Linked DNA regions of Homo sapiens: region 2 is linked to region 1. Evidence: chromatin loops called from intact Hi-C (ENCODE). Cell type or tissue: heart left ventricle. All regions are shown on one strand. Each heading gives the region's core, and the rest is flanking DNA. Links, peaks and the distances in the headings are about the cores only. Region 1 overlaps FANCA (FA complementation group A). Region 2 holds the start of LOC101927817 (a long non-coding RNA gene).

The links. Hi-C counts contacts between places; a loop is a spot of excess contacts. Peaks named below come from ENCODE experiments on the same cell type or tissue, not always from the same donor. Only the 100,000 strongest peaks of a DNase experiment are listed, where the experiment ranks them.
Region 2: it touches region 1 in a loop (18-fold over the local background); 2 of 110 quality-filtered maps call a loop at or near these places.

Annotation. Positions count from the first base shown.
Region 1 is chr16:89,761,107-89,769,106 of GRCh38, reverse strand. It overlaps FANCA (FA complementation group A), which reads left to right. Exons shown (of 43, transcript NM_000135.4): 27 at 1,870-1,966; 28 at 4,041-4,217; 29 at 7,085-7,158. Among named protein-coding and RNA genes, the nearest start is that of ZNF276, 44 kb to the right of the region's middle. RefSeq lists enhancers at 3,798-3,867, 4,028-4,137. In heart left ventricle, for the core only: no CTCF peak of the experiment used is centred there; a DNase peak (open chromatin) is centred at 4,031; H3K4me3 peaks cover 219 bases.
Region 2 is chr16:89,425,132-89,435,681 of GRCh38, reverse strand. The region is part of intron 1 of ANKRD11 (ankyrin repeat domain containing 11); the gene reads left to right. It overlaps LOC101927817 (a long non-coding RNA gene), which reads right to left and starts at 4,764. Exons shown (of 3, transcript NR_110932.1): 1 at 4,337-4,764. RefSeq lists an enhancer at 1,995-2,767. In heart left ventricle, for the core only: no CTCF peak of the experiment used is centred there; no DNase peak of the experiment used is centred there.

The sequences.
Region 1 (8,000 bases), core at 1-8,000:
GAACTTAGAAGAGGCGCAAGAAATGTACGTGGAGCAAGGAGAGGGAGTCAGATGGCAGCTGTGCGGATCCCACACCTCAGACATGGGCCTCGGGGAGCAGGCACTCGGTACTCCGGGGATACAGAGTCCCTCCTAGGCGCTTGGCCACACCAGACAGTCCCCACTCACCCCAGGCCCCAAACACTGAGTACTGGGTGTTGGCATGAGAGGCACACAGCCAATGGAGAAGTTGGGAGCTGGTGAGGAGGGAGGCATCCAGGTGGCTTGGGGGAGACAGGGCCATCCTCTCTTAGAAACACAGAGATGCCTCAGGATATATATCCAGGTGAAGAAAGCAAAATACTGAACTCGGTCTCAGATGCTACTTTTTGCATAAGAAAGGGAGAATGAAATATATATTTGGTGTGTGTTTTGTTTTTTTTTTTGTTTTTTGGTTTTTGGTTTTTGTTTTGAGACAGAGTCTCACTCTATCGTCCAGGCTGGAGTGCAGTAGCGTGATCTTGGCTCACTGTAACCTCCGCCTCCCGGGTTCAAGCAGTTCTTGTGCCTCAGCTTCCTGAGTAGCTGAGACTACAGGTGTGCACCACCATGCCCAGCTAATTTATGTATTTTTAGTAGAGATGGGGTTTTGCCATGTTGGCCAGGCTGGTCTTGAACTCCTGACCTCAAGTGATCTGCCCACTTCAGTTAGGATTACAGGTGTGAGCCTCCACGCCCAGCTCAAATATGTATTAGTAAAACAGAAGTATTAGAACTGTAAGAACACCATGACAGTGCTTTGACATCTCCATTGCCTCATGGAATCTCATTCTGAGCTTCCTTGGTTACAAGTGAGAATTTTTCACATGGGTATTGCTGTAGGTATGTATGTTGAGTAAATGACACAGGTCTCACTGTGTCCCCCAGGCTGAAGTGATCTTCCCACCTCAGCCTCCCAGTAGCTGAGACCACAGGTGCACACCCACACACCCAGCTAGTGAGAGATGGGGTCTCACTGTGTTGCCCAAGCTGGTCTTGAACTTCTGGGTTTAAGTGATCCCCTGAGCTGTGATTGTGCGACTGCACTCCAGCCTGGGCATCAGAGTAAGGCCCTGTATAAAACAAAAAATAAACCGAGGGCTGGGCCAGGCACGGTGGCTAACGCTGTAATCCCAGCACTTTGAGTGGCTGAGGTGGGCAGATCACTTGAGGTCAGCAGTTCGAGACCAGCCTGTCCAACATGGGGAAACCCCGTCTCTACTAAAAAAAATTAAAAACTCGACTGGTTGCAGTGACTCATGCCTGTAAGCCCAGCATTTTGGGAGGCTGAGGTGGGCGGAGCACGAAGTCAGGAGATCGAGACCATCCTCGCTAACACGGTGAAACCCCATCTCTACTAAAAATACAAAAAATTAGCTGGGCATGGAGGCTGGCACCTGTAGTCCCAGCTACTCGGGAGACTGAGGCAGGAGAATTGCTTGAACCTGGGAGGTGGAGGGTGCAGTGAGCCGAAATCGCACCACTCTACTCCGGCTTGGCAACAGAGCAAGACTCCCTCTCAAAAAAAAAGCACTAACAACAACTACAACAGAATCAGCTGGGCATGGTGGGAGATGCCTGTAATCCCAGCTACCTGGGAGGCTGAGGCAGGAGACTCGCTTGAACCCGGGAGGCAGAGATTGCAGTGAGCCCAGGTGGTGCCACTGCACTCCAGCCTGGGCGGCAGAGCAAGACTGTCTCACAACAAACGAACCAAAAAACGAAGGACCAATGCTCAGGCCATCCAGTTCGGAATGCACTAAATTCAGTTTTATGAAATTCAAAGTAACTTTTTCCTTCATCCCTTATTTTGTATGGATTACATTTATATGTTATAATTTCTGTTTTCAGATTTTGTACAGCAGCAATTTCTTACTCTCTCTGCAAGTTTTCTTCCCAGTCACGAGATACTTTGTGCAGCTGCTTATCTCCAGGCCTTATTAAAAAGGTAGGTTCACTCTTTTCCTATTTTTCCATTCTGCCATACGTTTCAGGTTTACGCAGCTTTCGGACCGGAAGGCCGAGGTCTGCTGCCGCTTTGTGCCCATCTCAGGGGCAGCTCCTGGGTCAGGCTGGCTGTCATGGGGCAGCTCCTGAGTCAGGCTGGCTGTCATGGCCACCTCTGCTGTCTGCTTAGGCAGCCTGACTGCTGAGTGCTGCCTTTCCTTGTGTTCTCTGAGTGTAAAGTGAAGTTGTATGAAGACAACTACAAGTCTGTAATTGTAATGAAATAGATGTTGGCATTTATAGGATAGATGAATTAAAAGATCAGTATTCATAATAAGTATCTTTCCCTGGAAAGAAGAATTCTTATTCCTCTCATCTAGTAAATGTTCCTTACATTGTTCAGACAAAGGAATTTTTTTTTTTTTTTGAGATGGAGTCTTGCTCTGTCGCCCAGGCTGGAGTGCAGTGGTGCGATCTCGGCCCACTGCAACCTCCACCTCCCGGGTTCAGGCAGTTCTCCTGCCTTAGCTTCCCAAGTTGCTGGGATTACAGGCACGTGCCACCATACCCGGCTAATTGTTTTGTATGTTTTTTAGTAGAGATAGGGTTTCACCATGTTGGCCAGGCTGTTTTCGAACTCCTGACCTCAAGTGATCCACCCGCCTTGGCCTCCCAAAGTGCTGGGATTACAGGCGTGAGCCGCTGGTGCCCGGCCCAGACAAAGGAATTTAAAGATGAGCATTGGAAACCCTGAATGTCAAAAGTAAAGGTGAAATGGCACTGCAAACCAGTGTTGTCCTTTTATAGGATTTTAATGAACGTCTCGTGTATAAAATAGTGGTTTTCAGGCTGGGCGTGGTGGCTCATGCCTGTAATCCCAACACTTTGGGAGGCCGAGGCGGGCAGATCATGAGGTCAAGAGATCGAGACCAGCCTGGCCAACATGGTGAAACCTGGTCTCTACTAAAAATACAAAAATTAGCCAGGCGTGGTGGCGCACGCCTGTAATCCCAGCTACTTGGGAGGCTGAGGCAGGAGAATCGCTTGAACCAGGGAGGCAAAGGTTGCAGTGAGCCGAGACTGCACCACTGCACTCCAGCCTGGGCAACAGAGCGAGACTCCACCTCAAAAAAAAAAAAAAATAAATAAATAATGGTTTTCAACTTCAGGCTTCACATTAGAATCAACTGAGAAGCTTTTGAAACTATAGATTCCTGGCCCCTTTCCAGATAAATTAAGTCAGAATCTGGGAGCAGCCCCTGAGGATCCAGGGTGCACGTATTTCCAGTTATTTCCTCTGAGGAACTTTGTCCCTGGTGCCAAGTTTTTAAAGAAAACATGGAGTTTGAGCTTAGGAGAGGGCAGCGTGGTTCCCACCCAGCATGCTGAGCAGGGACGACAGTCCTTGGAGCAGGCTGGTTATAAACATGGGAGGCTCTCATCTCCTCGGGGGCAGAGATGGACACGGTCACGCAGCACCAATAGTGTGTCTGGCTTGTCCAGTTGGTGTGCATTTTTGGTGGGAACGCCATTCCTGGCAGAGGCCTAGAGATGGGCTGTTTCACTGCCCGGGACCAAACCAGCCCTACCCCTGGGAGGCAGTTTTGTTCCTGCAATTCTGCTTCCAGACATTTAGCTCAAGGAAGCAGTCAGATGGCAGGAAGGTCTGCACATAGGCTCTTCCCTGGAGCACTGTGCACAGCCATGATCGCTGAGGGGCTCTGCACCCTTCCAGGGGCTGGACTGAGGTCCCCTGAACGTGGGGTTGTGTGTTGTGCCCTCCCAGGGGCTGGACTGAGGTCCCCTGAACGTGGGGTTGTGTGTTGTGCCCTCCCAAGGGCTGGACTGAGGTCCCCTAAACGTGGGGTTGTGTGTTGTGCCCTCCCAGGGGCTGGACTGAGGTCCCCTGAACGTGGGGTCGTGTATTGCGCCCTCCCAGGGGCTGGACTGAGGTCCTCTGAATGTGGGGTTGTGTGTGTGGGCTGTTGATGGTCTGTTTCCACCTGAGCATTTGCTCAGCCACTCACAGTGAAACTTGCGCAATGAAGAAACGGCCGGGTCACTCTCTGTTTCAGTTTCAGTTCCTCATGTTCAGATTGTTCTCAGAGGCCCGACAGCCTCTTTCTGAGGAGGACGTAGCCAGCCTTTCCTGGAGACCCTTGCACCTTCCTTCTGCAGACTGGCAGAGAGCTGCCCTCTCTCTCTGGACACACAGAACCTTCCGAGAGGTGTTGAAAGAGGAAGATGTTCACGTAGGTGACCGTTCCTTCTCCTGCATCATGCCACGTCCTGAGTCTAGGGTTTGTGTGTGCTCCTCGGGCAAGAACAGCAGCACGTAGGTGACCGTTCCTTCCCCTGCATCATGCCACGTCCCGAGTCTAGGGTGTGTGTGTGCCGACTGTCTCCTCGTCTCGAGTCTAGGGTGCGTGTGCCGACTGTCTCCTCAGAGGCAAGAACAGCAGCACTTAGATGGTTTGATTGGAATCTTGACTAAAATCGTTGTGGCCTCATGTGCAGCTCTTAAGAAATTATACAGATACTGGGCACGGTGCTCACACCTGTGATCCCAGCACTGTGGGAGGCCAAGGCGGGTTGATCACCTGAACTCAGGAGTTCAAGACCAGCCCGGGCAACATAGTGAAACCCCATCTCTACAAAGAATGCAAAAATTAGCTGGGCACAGTTGTGTGCACCTTTGGTTCCAGCTACTTGGGAGGCTGAGGCAAGAGAAATCACTTGAGCCCAGGAGGTGGAGGTTGCAGTGAGCCAAGATCACGCCACTCTATTCCAGCCAGGATGACACAGCAAGACCCTGTCTCAAAAAAATATATTAATAAATACAGAGAAACCCTGCTATACTTTCTCAGTTTCTCCCAACACGAACTTCTTTTTTTATTTTTACTGATATATTTTTTGAGACAACGTCTCGCTGTGCTCAGTGGTGCAGTCTTGGCTCACTGCAGCCTCTGCCTCCTGGGTTCAAGCAATTCTCATGCCTCAGCCTCTCCAGTAGCTGGGACTACAGGCGCCTGCCACCACGCCCGACTAATTTTGGTATCTTTAGTACAGACGGGGTTTCACCATGTTGTCCAGGCTGGTCTTAAACTCCTGGCCTCAAATTACCCACACGCCTTGGCCTCCCAAAATGCTGGAATTACAGGCGTGAGCCATTGCGCCCGAGAACTTGTTTTTTGTTGTTGTTGTTGTTTTGTTTTTTTTTTCTGGTGGAGTCTTACTCTGGGGCACAGTGGCGCAATCTTGGCTCACTGCAGCCTCTGCCTCTCTGGTTCAAGTGATTCTCCTGCCTCAGCCTCCCAAGTAGCTGGGACTACAGGCGCGCACCACCACGCCTGGCTAAGTTTTGTATTTTTAGTAGAGATGGGGTTTCACCATGTTAGGCTGGTCTCGACCTCCTGACCTCGTGATCTGCCCGCCTTGGCCTCCCAAAGTGCTGGGATTACAGGTGTGAGCCACTGCGCTCGGCCCCTGGGAACTTGTTTTAAACATGTCTGCCAGGCTGTGTGGTGGTCACTCAGGGTCTCTGGGCTCACCCATGTGTGCCTGGTTACTGGAGCTGGCATTGCTCTCACCAGTGTGCCTTGGTACTGATTTATTTCTGAGGATGTTTGCCTGGTTGTTTTGGTCTTTAGAAAAGAATTTCAAGGTGGCTGGGCACAGTGGCTCATGCCTATAATCCCAGCACTTTGGGAGGCTGAGATGTCAGGAGATTGAGACCATCCTGGGTAACACGATGAAGCCCCATCTCTACTAAAAATAGGAAAAAGTGATCCTTCTGCTTTGGCCTGCCAATATGTTGAGATTGCAAGTGTGAGCCACTGTGCCAAGCCTTTTGTGAAATTATTTTATTATTTTTAAATTATTATTTTTTTTTTTGGAGATGGAATCTTCCTCTGTTGCCCAGGCTGGAGTGCAGTGGCACAATCTTGGGTCACTGCAACCTCAGCCTTCTGGGTTCAAGGGATTCTCCTGACTCGGCCTCCCAAGTAGCTGGGACCACAGGTGCACGCCACCGCGCCCAGCTAACTTTTTGTATTTTTAGTAGAGATGGGGTTTCACTGTGTTAGCCAGGATGGTCTCAATCTCCTGACCTCATCATCCTCCCGCCTCGGCCTCCCAAAGTGCTGGGATTACAGGTGTGAGCCACCACGCCCAACCCTTTTTTTTTTTTTTTTTCGTATTTTTAGTAGAAACAGGGTTTCACCGTGTTAGCTAGGATGGTCTCAATCTGCTGACCTCGTGATCTGCCTGCCTCGGCCTCCCAAAGTGCTGGGATTACAGGCATGAGCCACCGTGCTCGGCCTCCTAAAAATGTTTTTAAAAAACTTAGCTGGTCATGGTGATGTGCACCTGCAGTCCCAGCCATCTGAGAGGCTGAGGGGGAGAATTCTGGAGTTCAGGAGGCAGAGTCTGCAGCGAGCTACGATTGCACCACTGCACACACTCCAGCCTGGGCAACAGAACCTGTTTCCAAAAATAAATGAAGGTATGCTACTGTGAATAGCTGTAGAATGTTGTTGTTTTGTTAGTTTCTTTTTTCTTTTTTTTTTTTTTCCTTTTTATAGATAGTTCTCACTCTGTTACTCACTGCAGCCTTGACCTCCTGGGCTCAAGAGATCCTCCTGCCTCAGCCTCCCAAGAGGCTGGGACCACACACATGTGCCACCACACCTGGCTGATTTTTAAATCTTTTGTAGAGACGGGGTGTCACCATGTTGCCTAGGCTGGTGTCAAACTCCTAGGCTCAAGCAATCTGCTGGCCTCAGCCTCCCAAAGTGCTGGGATTACAGGCATGAGCCACCGTGCCCAGGTAATTTTTAAATGAGATGAGGTCTTACTATGTTGCCCAGACTAAAATAGCCGTTTTATACTTAGAAAGAAGGATTACAGTACTAACATCTTTGTGCTAGGGAAATCCTGTAAGAAATCATTCTTGATAAAACTAAGGTTTCTTTCCTGTGGAACTCTCAGCTGCAATTTCATTATAACACAGGGACATGGAGGACTGCGTATGAGATGAAATGACAAACTGGTTTATAAACCTGTCGGTGGATTGTGTGTTCTGTCCTCATTGTATTGAATTGCTTGCTCTCTTTCTCAGTTAACTTACCAAGACTGGTTACACCTGGAGCTGGAAATTCAACCTGAAGCTGATGCTCTTTCAGATACTGAACGGTAAGTGTTGAAAAGAGCTACCCTGGCCAGGCATGATGGCTCACACCTATAATCCCAGCACTTTGGGAGGCTGAGGCAGGAGATCTCTTGAATCCAGGAGTTTGAGGTCAGCCTGGGCAACATGGGGAAACTCCATTTCTACAAAAAATAGAAAAGAAATTAGCCGGACATGCGGCACGTTCCAGTCATCACAGCCACTTGGGAAGCTGAGCAGGAGCATTGCTTGAGCCTGGGAGGTAGAGGCTGCAGCGAGCTGAGATCACACCACTGCACTTTAGCCTGTGCAACGGAGTGAGACCCTATCTCAAAAGAAAAAGGAGCTTCCCTTTAAAATGTTACACGGTTTTCCACATTGCCTTAAAGCCTATGTTTCGTCATTTTATCCTCAATTTAATGTTTGGTTTACCTGTTAATCTTTGAGCACAATTTCAATTTTTTTTTTTTCGGTGGCAAGATTTATTAAAGCAAAAGCGAAAGTAAAGCTTCCACGCGGTGGCAATTTCTGTTTTTCTTTTTTTTTTTTTTTTTCTGAGACAGAGTCTTGCTCTGTCACCCAGGCTGGAATGCAGTGGCGCGATCTCGGCTCACTGCAACCTCCACCTCCCGGGTTCACGCCATTCTCCTGGCTCAGCCTCCCGAGTAGCTGGGACTACAGGCGCCCGCCACCATACCCAGCTAATTTTTTGTATTTTTGGTAGAGACGGGGTTTCACCGTGTTAACCAGGGTGGTCTCAATCTCCTGACCTCGTGATCCACTTGCCTTGGCCTCCCAAAGTGCTGGCATTACAGGCGTGAGCCACCGCGCCTGGCCAGGTTGCCCAATTTCGGTTGTTATTCCTTTA
Region 2 (10,550 bases), core at 1,223-9,222, 330 kb after region 1:
ATTGGTTCCTTCCGGTGGGTTCTCGGTCTCGCTGACTTCAAGAATGAAGCTGTGGACCCTCGCGGTGAGTGTCACAGTTCTTAAAGATGGTGTGTCCGGAGTTTGTTCCTTCAGATTTTCAGATGTGTCTGGAGTGTTTTCCTTCTGGTGGGTTCGTGGTCTCGCTGACTTCAGGAGTGAAGCTGCAGACCTTCGCGCTGAGGGTTACAGCTCATAAAGGTAGTACAGACCCAAAGAGTGAGCAGCAGCAAGATTTATTGTGAAGAGTGAAAGAACACAGCTCCCACAGCATGGAAGGGGACCCCAGTGGGTTGCTGCTGCTGGCTCATGTGGCCAGCTTTTATTCCCTTATTCGGCCCTGCCCACGTACTGCTGATTGGTCCATTTACAGAGCGCTGATTGGGCCATTTTACAGAGTGCTGATTGGTCCATTTTTACAGAATGCTGATTGGTTAGTTTATAAACCTTTAGCTAGACACAGAGTGCTGATTGGTGCGTTTTTACAGAGTGCTGATTGGTGAGTTTAGAAACCTTTAGCTAGACAGCGCTGATTGATGCATTTGTACAGAGTGCTGATTGGTGCATTTACAGACCTTTAGCTAGACAGAAGAGTTTTCCAAGTCCCCACCCGACCCAGAAGCCCAGCTGGCTTCACCTCTCATGAAGAGCTGGTGGCTGTGGGTGTATCAGTTGGTCTTGGGCTCCCAGCAGTTGAGTGTTCACACCTGGGCCTGCGCCCTGCTTCACCTAGCCATCCGCATGGACACTTCAGTTTGTCGTGGGTTTTCTTGTGCCTTGGTGCAGTCTCACCAGTTAGAGCATAACTTCCTCAGGGCAAGGCTGCCCCAGACAGCCAGTGTCCTCGCCGCGTCTCCATCCAGTGCTTTCCTGTCTTTGTTATTAGATGCTCATCAAACATGAGGCCACTACAAACTAGAAGACCTTGGCTAGAGTCCTGAGACCTTGTGTGTGTGGTGTGGCTGTGTGAGTCTCTGCCCATCCCACACGCCACTCTTTAATAAGAGCAGATTTTGGACCTCAGGAGACATCTGTTGTGGAATTTATAGGCATGGATTGTCGGGCCAGCTTTCCTTCTGCTGATTAGCTGCTGACCAGCCGCATGCTTCTGCAGCCTTACTGTGACAGGTGGGGCTCAGGTGGCCTGGGCAGGGGTGAGGCACAGGACTGCGCGGTGCTGCTCCTCCTGGCTGCAGCGACTTCGCTGGATTCTCTCATTTTTATGGCTTTCTTTCTCAGACTAGGTCTTTCCGACTTGCGTGGAGAAGAAGAGTATGAGAATTCTCAAGTTAGAGAAGAATTGCTTTATGGTCATTATTTCGACAACTGTATGACTGGGAGTTTGGGTGAGGAAGGGCTAGATCAGTGATTTTTTTTTAAATTAGATTTACTTGGAAAACATTAAAAAAATTGCAGTTCACCCCCAGACACACAGAATCCATAGTGTCTTGAGGAGGTGAGTGTGTGTAGGGTGCACCATGGGTGAGTGGCATCTTGGAGGCACTGGGGTGCTGCTGCCGTATGGCCCTTCTCTTGGTCCTGTTTGCATTTGGGGCCTGTTGTTTATTTCTAGTGGGTGGTGCAGGCCAGGCAGGGTAGGTGGGCATCCTCCCTTCTCTGTAGGTGACACACTAGGGGCATCTTCTCAGAGTAACCAGCTGGGAGCTGGAAACTTCTGTATTTAGAAGCCAGTGTCCATGTCCCCTTCTCCCTTATAGTGTGGTTAAACAATCAAATGTTAATACCAGATGTCGATGTAGCTGTTTTCTCAGGAGTTCTTGGATTCTGAGGCAGAGAGCAGCCCCTTTTCTCTCCACAGTGGGGCTCTGGGGCTGGAGAAGGTGGCGTGCCCAGTCCCCGCGTCCAAGCCCGTTGCTTCTCTCTTACTCTCGTGAAGGTGGCGTGCCCAGCCCTGCTGCGTCCAAGCCCGTTCCTTCTCTCTTACTCTCGTGAAGGTGGCGTGCCCAGCCCTGCTGCGTCCAAGCCCGTTCCTTCTCTCTTACTCTCGTGAAGGTGGCGTGCCCAGCCCTGCTGCGTCCAAGCCCGTTCCTTCTCTCTTACTCTGGTGAAGGTGGTGTGCCCAGCCCCCACGTCCAACCCTGTTCTTCTCTGTTGCGCTCCTGCTGCTCCTTTAGGGAGGCCTTTTAGTGTTGCTGGAGCTGGGACTGGTGGCCAACGCCGTGTCTCTGTTCTGAATAGTATGTTTGAAAGCCTGTCGGTGGTAGTGAGGTGCAAAGAAAAAGGAGTCTGAACTTGGCATGCTGTTAGGTTCCTGTGCTGTCAGGAAGTGGAAAGTCTGCAGAGGAGACAACGGACACTTTCTTCCTAGAAATGGACTAATTAACTTGTAGGTTAGCAGACTGAAAGAGCCTGGAGGGATCCATATGTTAGGGCCAAAGGATCCGGCCAGTCATGGCCACTCAACTGGGCCTTGTCATGAAACCCTCTTGAAGGGGAGGCCTCCTTACTGTCTTCCTTTTTCATTTCCAAATTACTCTTGTCCATAAACTACATCTTATGGTGAATATCCATCTGTTCTAAAGAAGCTGAATGGATCAAAAGGGTAAAATGCTCAGAGGCCAAGGGAGAGCTGTTTTTATTATGGCAATGCTTGTATATAATGTGGCCTGTGTCCATATATTTCGTGTGTGTGTGTGTGTGTGTGAGAGAGAGGAGAGAGAGAGAGAGAGAGAGAGAGAGAGAGAGAGAGAGAGAGAGATAGGGTCTCTGTCACCCATGGCTGGAGTGTGGGGCTGTGATAAAGCCCCCTGCAGCCTCGACCTCACAGGCTCAAGTGATTCTCCTGAGTAGAGACTCAAGTGATTCTACTGAGTAGCTGGGACCACAGGCGTGTACCACCATGCCAAATTTTTTAATTTTTTATAGGGATGGGGTCCCATTGTGTTGCCCAGGCTGGTCTTGAACTCCTGGGCTCAAGATTATACCGTGATAGAATATGAATGGGGGTGAGTGTGTGACTGGTAAGGTCTCGGGTATGGTGGTGACATAGTATAAAAATATAAAAGCAATACATATCTCCGTAGAGAATTTGAAGAATATTGAGAAGTATAAGGAAGAAAGTCAAGACCTGAGCTTGACTTTGAAGAATGAATAGGAGTTTGCCAGCTGGACACAGTAGAAAAGGGCATTCTAGGAAGATGGAGAGGGACCCTCCTAAACTGGAAGGTGTTTGCGGTTGCTCAGAGGCTGGGGAGGCAGCCAGACAGCACCCCTCAACACAGTGCATGCCACGGGCTCTGGGAGGCGGCTGCCACGGCGATGGGTCCTGAGGTCACAAACAGCGGCTGCCAGCCTGGGGAAACACTGGAGTGTGTCCCATGTAGGAGTGGAAGCTTTCGTCCTGTGAAGCTTTTATTTTCCAGGGGTGTGTGTGTGTGTGTGTGTGTGTGTGTGTGTGTGTGTGTGTACTGCATCACGATGTACAACATGAATATATTCCTTGTTAGCCCAGTGACTTCTGCACACCAGACTGAGGTGTAAATAAGTGACCAGATGTGGCAAATTCTCCCCTTAGCACTGTGGGGAATAAGTTGATGGTGTGTGTGGCTGGAGGTGGAGATAATTAAGTTGTTATGATGATGTAGGTAAAGAAATACTGAGACACTCTTGAACTAGAAGTCAGAGCGGTTGCAGTAGGGAGGAGTGACAGTGATGGGGGGGAGCTGGAAATGGACAGGATTTATAAGTGGGCTTTTGATAGGGAGGAGGAGGCAGCTGGTTTCTGCCTTGGAGGGTTAGACAGTGGTGCCCTGCAGCAAGGCAGGGGATACAGGAAGGAGTGGGGTGAGGGCTCTGTATGTGCACAGCCTGTGTGAGGAGAGCCGAGTAAGGTGGGAACATTGTCTCTGATTGACAGTGTCTCTAGTTGGACATTGTTGCAGTGGGTTCAGTGGGTTCAACTCTGATTGGCAGAGCTGGGATTCAGCAGCACGTCGTTAAAGCCAGAGGCAGGTGAGAGTGCCCCTGCAGTGGCTGAAGACAACATTGAGGGAGGAGGTGGAGGAAGGAGATGTAGCAAGTGAAACAAAATGGAAACAAAGTTCACAAGAGAAACCGGGAATGGTGGGGTGGAAGCCTGGGAAGAGAGTGGTTTGTAGGTTCAGTGCTACTGCGAGACCATGCTAGATGAGTGCCAGTTATGTTCCATGTTTCTCACAAGAAACACAGAGGTGGCATCTGTTAAGGGCTGTCGTGGGGGTTGAATGAGGCGATGCGTGGAGAGCACAGAGTGGGTGTGCCTGGGTGTGTGATCATCATGGTGTGGCCAGTGGTGGTGATGGGAGGGGCAGCCACTCACCAGCTCGCTCTCTCTCCAGCCCGTGCAGCCTGCCAGGACTCTTCCAGACACGGGATTTGTCGGTGAACAACGCAGAGCTGATGCAGACATGTGGGTAAAGATGTTGTCCATCCAGTCGCACGCACCGGCCAGCTTGCTCTTATTTATCTTCTGTACTTTGCCTTTGCTGCTTGAGAGTTCTGTAAACAATTCTTAATAAACAAAGAGGCAGGTTTTATGTGGAAACTCCTGGGAGAGGAGAGGATTTCACTGAATGCAAACAGGAGGAAGGAGCAGATGTTAACCCTAGGCTTCTGGAAGCAGGGTTGAGTCAGCAGCGCCTTGGTCTTAGGAAGAGGCCGGGATGGATAGGTTGAGCCTGGAGTGGCCGTTTCTGTTTCTCCGCCTGCGCACCCACTTCCCAGGCTCACAGGGGTTTCCTTTGTGATGCAGGAGGAAGCACAGTGGGAAGAGGAGAGCACAGGCAGGGCTGACGAACATGATGATTCTCAGACAGAAACTGCGTAAGGTCATATGTGAGGAGCAAACTCCCTTTTGTCTTAAGAAAGAAACAATTCATTTTGGTGATGTTTCTTTTGTTACAGTGGCCGGCCATCAGGTTGCATTAATGAAATGGAAAAGTAGTGTTTCAAGATAGGGGACAAGTCTGCTGGGCGGGGACAGAGCCTGCAGTGTGGAATGCCTGCCAATCAGCCATTCATCCAAGGGGCGTTTGTTGACCTTTGTCCTTGTTAAAGGACAGCGCACCTGCTGTGTACTAGAACGTCTGAGCGTGAGAGTTGAGAATCCCTGCTGTGTACTAGAACGTCTGAGCGTGAGAGTTGAGAGTCCCTGCTGTGTACTAGAACGACTGAGCGTGAGAGTTGAGAGTCCCTGCTGTGTACTAGAACGACTGAGCGTGAGAGTTGAGAATCCCTGCTGTGTACTAGAACGACTGAGCGTGAGAGTTGAGAGTCCCTGCTGTGTACTAGAACGACTGAGCGTGAGAGTTGAGAGTCCCTGCTGTGTACTAGAACGTCTGAGCGCGAGAGTTGAGAGTCCCTGCTGTGTACTAGAACGACTGAGCCTGAGAGTTGAGAGTCCCTGCTGTGTACTAGAACGACTGAGCGCGAGAGTTGAGAGTCCCTGCTGTGTACTAGAACGTCTGAGCCTGAGAGTTGAGAGTCCCTGCTATGTACTAGAACGACTGAGCGCGAGAGTTGAGAGTCCCTGCTGTGTACTAGAACGTCTGAGCGTGAGAGTTGAGAGTCCCTGCTGTGTACTAGAACGTCTGAGCGTGAGAGTTGAGAGTCCCTGCTGTGTACTAGAACGACTGAGCGTGAGAGTTGAGAATCCCTGCTGTGTACTAGAACGACTGAGCGTGAGAGTTGAGAATCCCTGCTGTGTACTAGAACGTCTGAGCGCGAGAGTTGAGAGTCCCTGCTGTGTACTAGAACGTCTGAGCGCGAGAGTTGAGAGTACCTGCTGTGTACTAGAACGTCTGAGCGTGAGAGTTGAGAGTCCCTGCTGTGTACTAGAACGTCTGAGCGCGAGAGTTGAGAGTACCTGCTGTGTACTAGAACGACTGAGCGTGAGAGTTGAGAGTCCCTGCTGTGTACTAGAACGACTGAGCGTGAGAGTTGAGAGTCCCTGCTGTGTACTAGAACGACTGAGCGTGAGAGTTGAGAGTCCCTGCTGTGTACTAGAACGACTGAGCGCGAGAGTTGAGAGTCCCTGCTGTGTACTAGAACGACTGAGCCTGAGAGTTGAGAGTCCCTGCTGTGTACTAGAACGACTGAGCGCGAGAGTTGAGAGTCCCTGCTGTGTACTAGAACGTCTGAGCCTGAGAGTTGAGAGTCCCTGCTGTGTACTAGAACGACTGAGCGCGAGAGTTGAGAGTCCCTGCTGTGTACTAGAACGTCTGAGCGCGAGAGTTGAGAGTCCCTGCTGTGTACTAGAACGTCTGAGCGCGAGAGTTGAGAGTCCCTGCTGTGTACTAGAACGTCTGAGCGCGAGAGTTGAGAGTCCCTGCTGTGTACTAGAACGTCTGAGCGCGAGAGTTGAGAGTACCTGCTGTGTACTAGAACGTCTGAGCGTGAGAGTTGAGAGTCCCTGCTGTGTACTAGAACGTCTGAGCGTGAGAGTTGAGAGTCCCTGCTGTGTACTAGAACGTCTGAGCGTGAGAGTTGAGAATCCCTGCTGTGTACTAGAACGTCTGAGCGCGAGAGTTGAGAGTCCCTGCTGTGTACTAGAACGTCTGAGCGTGAGAGTTGAGAATCCCACGCTGCAGGGACGTTGCTGTTCTCTCAGAAGCTGTGTAGTCCCTTCCCTCCCCCCAACCCCCATTTACATTCTGTTCATTGCATCTTAGATGTTGGGCTGTACAAATCATTGTGGGCTCACATTCTAAATTAAAAGAACAGTGCACATTCAGGGACAGTGGTGTATTCTTATTTTTTTATTTTTATTTTTTGAGGTGGAGTCTTGCTCTGTTGCCCAGGCTATAATGCATTGGCACGATCTTGGCTTACTGCAAGCTCCGCCTCCTGGGTTCAAGTGATTCTCCTGCCTTAGCCTCCTGAGTAGCTGGGACTACAGGCGCCTGCCACCATGCCTGGCTAATTTTTGTATTTTTAGTGGAGACGGGGTTTCACTATGTTGGCCAGGCTGGTCTCGAACTCCTGACTTCGTGATCCATCCACTTCGGCCTCCCAAAGTGCTGGGATTACAGGCATGGGCCACCATGCCTGGCCTATGACAGTGGTGTATTTTTAAAGGAAATAATGTTATGTTGGTTATTGCAGAATTTTATTCATTCATTCATCATTCATTCTTTCATTTTGAGATGTAGTCTCGCTCTGTCACCCAGGCTGGAGTGTAGGGCGCAGTCTCGGCTCACTGCAAGCTCCGCCTCCCAGGTTCACAACATTTTCCTGCCTCAGCTTCCCCAGCAGCTGGGACTATAGGCGCCCGCCACCACGCTTGGCTAATTTTTTTGTATTTTTAGTAGAGACGGGGTTTCACCGTGTTGGCCAGGATGGTCTCGATCTCCTGACCTTCTGATCTGCCCGCCTTGGCCTCCCAAAGTGCTGGGATTATAGGCGTGAACCACCGTGCCCGGCCAAAGAATTTTATTTTAATTAATTAATCTATTTTTTTGAGATGGAGTCTTGCTCTGCTGCCTAGGCTGTAGTGCAGTGGCACGATCTTGGCTCACTGCAACCTCTGCCTCCTGGGTTCAAGTGATTCTCCCACCTCAGCCTCCCGAGTAGCTGGGATTACAGGCGCGCGCCACCATGTCTGGCTAATTTTTGTATTTTTATTAGAGATGGCGTTTCACCATGTTGGCCAGGCTGGTCTCAAACTGCTGACCTCAAGTGATCCATCTGCCTTGGCCTCCCAAAGTGCTGGGATTAGAGGCACTAGATTATTGAAGAATTTTAAACCTTTCAAACTAAAGAGTTTAAAAAAACTGTCAAATCAGTGCCCTTGTTTTATTTTGCCCCCTTAATAATTAAAAATAATCATTTTAGAAAAACCTGGCATCATACGATTACTAGACTTTTTTTTTTTTGAGGCATACTCTGTCTCCCAGGCTGGAATGTAGTGGCACGATCTCAGCTCACTGCAACCTCTGCCTCCTGGGTTCAAGCAGTTCTCCTGCCTCAGCCTCCCAAGTAGCTGGGATTACAGGCATGTGCCACCACACCCAGCTAATTTTTTTGTATTTATTGTAGAGATGGGGTTTCGCCATGTTGGCCAGGCTGGTCTCAAACTCCTGACATCAAGTGATCCTCCCGCCTCGGCCTCCTAAAGTGCTGTGATTACAGGCGTGAGCCACCACCCCGGCCCCTAGACATTTTAATTATGTCTTTTCTACTCTGAAAAAAGTTTTAAGAAAAAGTTGTATAGTTCTGTAAGTTGTAGTATGTAAGAGGTTTACAATTCCATCTAGATTTTTGGATCACTTTTGAAAAAAGGCCGTTGGAATTCTGATAGTTACTGCACTGAATCATCAGGTCACCCTGGGGGGTGTTGCTGTCGTAAAGACACTGTGTCTTTTGATCCATGAATATGGGATTTTTTCCCTCCACTTATTTAGGTCTTCGGTTTCTTTCAACAGTGTTTTGTGGTTACAGGGTGCAAGTTTTACACTTCTTTGGTTAAATTTGTTGCTAAATATTCTTTTTGATGCTGTTTTAAATGGAAATGTTTCCTTAATCTTTTTCAGATTGTTCATTGCTTGTGTATGATGATGATACAGCTGACTTTTGTATATTGATCTTGTATCATGCAGCTCTGCTGAATTGATTGACTGACTGACTGAAGACCTTGTTGCATACCAAGAGATGGTTCTTCATGGAGTTGTATCTCATTCTGAGGTTCCTACTTGGCAAAAGACAGGCTGGTAACAGGTGTCCTGATGTCTACTGCCACTTGGATTATTCATTTTGTAGAAACAGAACAGATGAGTGTTGTGAGAGGTCACAAATAACTAAGCGATTGTTGAGTAGGAGCTTCACACTGAAGTGAAACAGCCGCTTCCCGGATTTCTCCGTCTTTTCTGTTTCCCAGTGTCCATGACGCCGATCATAAAATGGTGAGGCCAACAGTGAGCTCAAGACAAGTAGATCACAGTATATTCATGTTTCCTTTTGAGTTTTGCCATTAGACTGTGATGCTGATTTGGAATTCTGTGGGTTTACTAAGAGCTAGAAATAAATTGGTCATCTATATGCGCCTGATTTAGGCTTTCTGAAAGGTTGGTCTTATGTCTTCATTGGTCAGGATTTCAGATTTGTGTGTGTGTGTGTGTGTGTGTGTGTGTGTGTGTGTGATGTTTAAGTGACCATCAGAGCCTCTTGTTCCCTTTCAAGGCTTGTTTTAGTGAAGCCACGCAGGGAGTTGGTGTTTGTTGCTCAGGGAGCTTGTGAACTCGGCCGGCGCTGGTTGGGGTCTTGTGGAGCCGGGCCTCCTGCGGGAGGGAGGCAGGTATTGCACAGTCCAGCACTGTCCTTCCTCCACCTTCTCCTGTGTGTTATTGGGGCTGTTTTCACTGTTGGCTTTTGTGTCACTTTCTCTAGTTTGATTTCATGCCTTTGTCCTCCTCTAATTTTCAGGTATTTCCCAGTTTCTGATCTACAGCTTCCTTTGTTTTTTTTGTTATAGCTGTGTATCTGTTTACTTTCAAACACGAATTGTTTTTGCCATTCCCCTGGATCCGGTGAGGAAGGGAAGGTTTTGGCAGGAGTCGGATGCCTCCTCTGAGGACTGAAGGTTCTCCTGCCTTCCATAGTTGGCTTTTGTTCTTTAGCAGAGGAGTTTGATTCCTATCAGGGCAGGCATTATGGAAAGGGAAGAACGGTTGTGTGAAATCGTTCCCCCTTGTTCTCGTTCTGCATTCATCCACTTTGCACCTTTTTCTGCTAAATGGTATAAAGAGAATTGTTTGGGAACATTCATTTTGTTTCCTGTTTCGTTTTTTCCTGTAGTAAAAAGAAACATTTGCACTGAAGAAGGAAGCCTGGTTTTCCTTCTAGTTCCTCCTCAGGCTCACCTCAGTTCTGAAGTTTGCGTAGTTGCCTTTATTCCCTGGAGCCTTCTCTTTCACTTTAAATCAGAGAAAACGAAATGAATAGCACCCCACCCTTAAAAAAGAAACACCAGAAACAGGAAACAAATAACTGCACCTTCTCTGCCCCCAGCCCGAAAAAATCGAAATAACCGGCCCACCTTGTCCGCCCCCAACCTGAAAAAACGAAGGAGACCGACCGAGGTCAGGAGAATGGTTTGATCAGAGTGGATAGGTGACCTGTCTGCACCAGCTGGCCTTGGGATTGTGGGGCTCCTGGCACCATTGTGGGAGTGGAATCCAATTGGCTGTGTCTTTTTTTGATTGAGAACTAAAATGAGATGAGGCTGGATGGTAGGTCTTTAGTGTTCCCTTTAAGTCCTCTAAAGTTACATTGTAAGATTTTTAAGCCATAATAATAGCAGATTCATGTCCATGTTTTCCATTTCCAGTTTCAAGACTGATCGTGGTGAAGAGTGTGGGCACTGGAGCCAGCCAGCCTGGTTTCAGGTCTTGGCCCCACCATTTAAAATGTGACCTTGACTAAATTTCTCACACTTCTAGGGCCTCAGTTTTCTCATGTGCAAAGGGGAGATAATAATGATACCTACTCTGTGGGATTATTGTGAGGATAAAGTGAGTTGGTGCTAGATAAAACCATAT